Regions from separate parts of the Homo sapiens genome. Here region 1 is linked to region 2. Evidence: chromatin loops called from intact Hi-C (ENCODE). Cell type or tissue: PC-3. All regions are shown on one strand. Each heading gives the region's core, and the rest is flanking DNA. Links, peaks and the distances in the headings are about the cores only.

Region 1 (2,922 bases), core at 148-2,647, 81 kb after region 2:
CACTGCAACCTTTGCCTCCTGGGTTCAAGCAATTCACCTGCCTCAGCCTCCCAAGTAGCTGGGTCTACAAGCATGTGCCACCATGCCTGGCTGATTTTTGTATTTTTAATAGAGACGGGGTTTCACCATGTTGGCCAGGCTAGTCTCAAACTCCTGACCTCAGGTGATCTATCTGCCTGGGCCTCCCAAAGTGCTGGGATTACAGGTGTGAGCCACTGTGCCTGGCTTTGATTTGCCACTGTTATATGTTTGATTTCACTAAATGTGGAAAAATCTCAGGTCTTTTCCAACTTGTGGATTAACACATGGCCAAGAATCTGAAATCAGGCACAAATACTTTTAAGAAAAAAGTTTTTGTCTTCTGTTTTGAGACTTTGTGAGAATTTGTTGTTTAGCACATTGGTGCTCATTGGGTACCAATGAAACAAAATGTGGTACCAAGGCATTTACTGTATCTAACAAATCAAGTATCAAGTCTAAATATTCTCAGCTAGGATGAAAACAAACTAGACTGGATAAAGGGTGAGTATCTGTATTAGGTTCATTTGCTACTTGCAGGTCTCCAGTGTAGACTGTTTGAGAAAAAGTCTTAAGTGACTTTTGTTCGAAGGCCCATGATAAGGAGAATAATAGAAGGAAACAGTTCAATAGATATAAATGCATGCTAAAAAGCCAGTGAAAAAATTCCCATGCTTCAGAACATTTTATTATTTTATATATTTTTTAATTTATTTGAAAACTATTCATTAATAATTTTCATGTTCATAAACCTTTATCTTTCACTATAAAAAGAGGAGGAGGTGAAAGGAAGGGGAAGGCAATTAACATTGATTTAACATCTACTACATATAATCATTTTAAGTAAGTGAATTTACCATTTTAATATAGTAAAAACAAAATCTCACGTAAAGAATGAGTAAAGCAGCCTGTTCATGTTGCACTGGTTGTATTGGTATTGGTCTTTGGCGATGAGATACTGTTGTGTCTGCTGACACATGCTGCTTTTCTGAAGTCATTCTTGCCCCACTGAAGGTTTTTGTTTTCTTTATCTAGATTCATTTATCATCATTCACCAGGGACTATGCTGGACACTGAGGATGCAAAGATAATAAATTTATCTCTTGCCCTTGAATTTCTTAGTCATAATCAAAATTTCTTTTTCAGTGGTGCACATGTATGAAAAAGAAACAAGCTTCTTTCTTTTGTCTTGCCAATTGATCATTTTTATGAGGCACCCTACACTCACACTTTCCTAGAAAAGCAAGAAAAATACTTGCTTTAAGATCAGAGTTCAGGCTCTTAGACACATTATAGCCTCTCTAATAAATTAACATTCTCTTTAGGAAATACTCTCTTGGGATCAATACTCTGTTTTTCAGATTTTCTATTTGTCTCCATTCTTTTCTCCAAGATGACATCTGAGCATATAGGGATTTACATGATCTTGTAATTCTGGGGTGCAGTGGAGTCCCCTGGCTTAACACAGTGCTTAGGTACAGTCTGGCTGGGCTTATTGAAATGGGTCTTGTCAAGGATATTATGAGGCTTCCTCCCACAGAGGGCTGTAGCTGGTCTAGCTTATGTTGTTACCTCTTGGCTTGGTCAGGGACCGGTGGTATTTCTTGCTGACTAAGCCTCAACTCAGCCCTCACTGACCCTGCCAACTCTCTGTGGTCTGGATTGAGAGGCCCACCTGGCTCTCCTTTTGTTGGGGAGAGGCCGTCATTGTGCCTTTGTTGTCATGGCAATGCCTCTGTCAAGTTCACCAGCTGACCTCTCAAGAACCCTGGAGTCTCTTCTTGGGAGAATGAGAGAACAACAGAGCAAAGAGAATTCTAACCGAAGATCTCTCTCTGTCTACAACATCCCCACTCCAGGTTATTGTGGGGACAATATATGAGGCAATTTCCTCGCAGAGTTCTGACCTGGAAATGAAGTTGACATCCTTATGCTTTGGGCTTTTTTCTCAACCTGTCTCACATGCCTCCTTTCTAGGTCTTAGGCCAGGAGAGAGGAGAACACACATCTGAGCACCTGCTCCTCCTGCCTTATTTTTTATTCTCCAAATCCTCTGACGTGGAAAGGGTGAGCTTTCTCTTCCTTTCCCCTTTGCTTTAATAATCCCTTGAATCAGATACTCTTCTAATTTTGTGGGTGGCATTCCACTTTTTCTGTCTGTATGATTAAAATATAGGAGGGTGCAAGGAGAGAGAAATAGGGACTGTAATTCAGGAAGTATTTCTAAATGGTTATACCTCTCAAGGAAATGTTTATTAGTTATTCCTTATTAGTCACAGAGTCAATAAAGAAAACCAGATGGTTTATTTTTTATTTGTCTCTTTTATAGTGGTCGGGTTTTGTTTTGTTTTAGTCTTTCGAAATGGGATACTAGTTCAGATTTCACATATATGCTGGAGGTCTTTGCTACTCAGAAAGTGTGGTCCATGGGGCCAGGCGCGGTGGCTCATGCCTGTAATCCCAGCACTTTGGGAGGCCGAGGTGGGCGGATCATGAGGTCAGGAGATCGACACCATCCTGGCTAACAAGGTGAAACCCCTTCTCCACCAAAAATACAAAAAATTAGCCGAGCGTGGTGGTGGGCGCCTGTAGTCCCAGCTACTCGGGAGGCTGAGGCAGGAGAATGGTGTGAACCCGGGAGGCGGAGCTTGCAGTAGGCAGAGATTGTGCCACTGCACTTCAGCCTGGATAACAGAGTGAGACTCCGTCTCAAAAAAAAAAACAAAAAAAAGCGTGGTCCATGGACCAGCAGTGTTGCCAACACTTGTTAGAAATGAAGAATCTCAAGCCCCACCCTAGAACAGTTACTGAATCAATATCTTCATAACAAGATGATCAGTTTCACCGTATGTGCATTGTAGTTTCAGAAACACTGCTCTAGGCCACCATAGCCTTACTAAAGGT
Region 2 (2,922 bases), core at 148-2,647:
GAAGGAGAGCATTCCTAACATAGGAAATAGCATGGTCAAAAGTATGGAAAAGGGAAAATATGAGGGACATCGAAAGTGAACAGTGAATAGTTTGGCTTCTTGAGCATACAGTATCCATGTGTTTATAAGCAAGAGATGAGGACTTAGTGAAAGATAGATACTGAAAAAGTTTGACCTATATACTGGACAGCTTTGGATATCAGGCTGAAGAGTTGTGTTTTACTGGTGTGCCCTGTGTGTTTTTAATGATTGAATTTGGTCATAGAAAACAGATGGCAAAGGCAGGATGAAAGAGGAAGAACTGAAAGTCAAGACAATGAATTAGGAAACTACTACAATAATGAAAGGCAGGCCGAGGCAAAGCAGTGGCTGTGCTCTAATATAAGGAAAAAAGTAAGAGTGATAGTCTGGAAGAAGAAATAATAGGATTTGGTATCTAGGGGATGGAGCCTGAGGGAAGGGTTAACGATGACTTAAAGGAATTGAGCATGAGCAGTTAGGAGAATGGTATTACCATTAACTGAGGTTGGACACATTATGATAAGGAATAGCTTTGAAAGGGAAGATAATTAACTCTGTTTAGTACAGTGACCTTGATGCACAATTAATAAGAATATCTAGGTGTGTAACCTGGGCATAGATATTTTTGTAACCTCCCCAGGTGATTCTAAAGTACAGGAAAGTTTGAGAACAAAGATTTAGTAAGGAGGAGAAACTTGAAAATCAACTCTGTGTTCTTGTGTAACAGTTGAAAATGCAAGCCTGAAGCTCAGAGTAGAGGTCAATGTTAAGGATGTAGGTTTGGTAGTCCAAATAGAAATAATAGCTGTAACCTTGGAAGTTGATTTTAACAAGAGACTATTGTGTGAGAATAAAGTAGATGTGCAATAGAACTTTAAGGAAAGCCTAGGGTAATTGAGAGCCAGGATACCATATTAAAGTTGGGGATTAAGTGAGAATCTACAACCTGAGGAGTGAAACTTTCAGGCCCTGTTGCCCAGAATGCTGGCAGCTGGGGAATGGTATTATAGCAGGTCAAAGGAACTTTTCATGGAGCGAGAGTGAACTTAGCATGTTTATAGACTGAAGAATAGGACTAGTGAAAAAGGGACACTTGAAGAAGATAGTTTCAGGGACAAGAAAGATGGATAGTTATTGCTACAATGATTCAGACAAGGAAAGGAAGTGAATCAGTGGATCTGTGATTTTCAGGAAAGGAGGATACATCTTCTGAGTTAGGACAGAAAGAGGGAAGGAAGCCAAAGAATTTAGAATGAAGACAAACCCCATGAGATTAGTCAGTGGAGCAATTATTTGAATAGAGGGAGGGTTGAAGCTGAGGAGGGACTAGAGAACAGAGTAGGAGTCAAATCCTATCCTCTCAAAAGAGATTTCCTAAAATTTTCCAGTCCTGTGTGATCACTGTGCCCTCTAAACTTCTCATTTACTGTTTGTACCTTACATTTGGTGATTAATCTCACACAGCCTTGTAAAACACCAGTTTCATCGTGGTTTTGAATTTCTGTTTATATCTTTCATAATTAACTTTTCAAGTGATTACCATCCATCATGACCGCAAACTCCTTGGGGCAGCAACTACCTCCTAAGCTTTGTTTTACTCACTTTACACGTTATTTCAGCTTTAAAATGTATTTTAGTAAATTTTGTTTGATTATAATAATATCATGTGTAGTTATAATATCCTTTTTAAAGCTAAAGACAGAACCCTACTTTATCATCTCATCTTTCATGATACTTTATCTTAGCTGTGTAAATCATGGCACAATCCCATCTTAACATCTGTTCTTCCTTTCTACACTTCTCTCCCATTTTCTTTGCCACTTGTTATTTTTTTTGTAAATAAAACAATCTTTAAATCAACTTTTAGAAGAACCATTTCACCTATTTTTTCCCAAATAACTAGGCATTTGTACCTTAAATATGTGATTTTATTATAGTGTGAATTTATTATTATATTCATACTTCCTTGAGGCAGGTCTAGTTGGTTATGTTAATAGATTGTTAGATTTTTTAAAACCTTTGTTTAAACAGCCTTGCTGAAAGGATATACTCTGAGTTGCTTCTTTGAAAAACATTAAAAGCATCTAATATGACTTGGTAGCTGACCAGCACACTGGTTGATGAAATTTGTAGTCTTTGCTCCAAAGCTCTCTAACAAGATTAGGTGAGATTGAACTTGAGAAGGTAAAGGTCTCTAAATTGACATAAATTCAAAGGGCAGAACTAGATCATACCACTATTTGAATCGCTATCAAAGTCTAATTTCTGACATATTATATTTGGTCCATTGCAATTTGTGTACATACACATCCTTCTAGTAAATGATGAATGAGGTTTAGCTAACATAATGTAGTTTATACACTTCTAGACATTTGTAGGAAATATATGATTGGGGAGCTCTCTTCTTTGTAAAATGACCTGGGTCGCTTTTCTGGAACACAGTCTCTCTGTTTTATACTAGACACAAACACAAACACTCAGGCATTTATTTCCCTGCTGTCTTTCACTTGATACCTCGTGTATATACTCAAGCTATCATTAGATAGATGACGAGCAAATACGGAATTTCACTGGATGCTTTCATGTGGCTAAAACCATTCATTTTTAAGGGAATTAGACCATTTCTAATGGGAATTTTTGGTCCAGTTTTGAGACTAGAAAATGATTAGTTAAGCTTCATCAACATATTTGAACTTTCAGTGTTTAAACCTTCTGAAGTTTATTCATAACTTGAGGGGCTATGCATTTTGAATTATGAGGAATTTTGGAAAACTCCTCTGTCTCATTTCTTTTCTTCTTTTCTGCTGCTCATCCCCAAAGCTTTCATTTCTTTTCTAGCTGAAAGTAAGGTAATAATAGTATGATATAAACTTGTGATTCTGATGCTAAGCGGGCTCAATA

What was found. A loop is a pair of places that touch in the nucleus more often than their neighbours do. Peaks named below come from ENCODE experiments on the same cell type or tissue, not always from the same donor. Only the 100,000 strongest peaks of a DNase experiment are listed, where the experiment ranks them.
Region 1: it touches region 2 in a loop (2.9-fold over the local background); 7 of 110 quality-filtered maps call a loop at or near these places.

The regions. Positions count from the first base shown.
Region 1 is chr14:32,691,632-32,694,553 of GRCh38, forward strand. All of the region lies in intron 8 of AKAP6 (A-kinase anchoring protein 6), which reads left to right. Among named protein-coding and RNA genes, the nearest start is that of NPAS3, 250 kb to the right of the region's middle. In PC-3, for the core only: no CTCF peak of the experiment used is centred there; a DNase peak (open chromatin) is centred at 1,670; H3K4me3 peaks cover 565 bases; H3K27ac peaks cover 1,700 bases.
Region 2 is chr14:32,610,701-32,613,622 of GRCh38, forward strand. All of the region lies in intron 7 of AKAP6 (A-kinase anchoring protein 6), which reads left to right. Among named protein-coding and RNA genes, the nearest start is that of AKAP6, 280 kb to the left of the region's middle. In PC-3, for the core only: no CTCF peak of the experiment used is centred there; a DNase peak (open chromatin) is centred at 1,251; H3K27ac peaks cover 1,307 bases.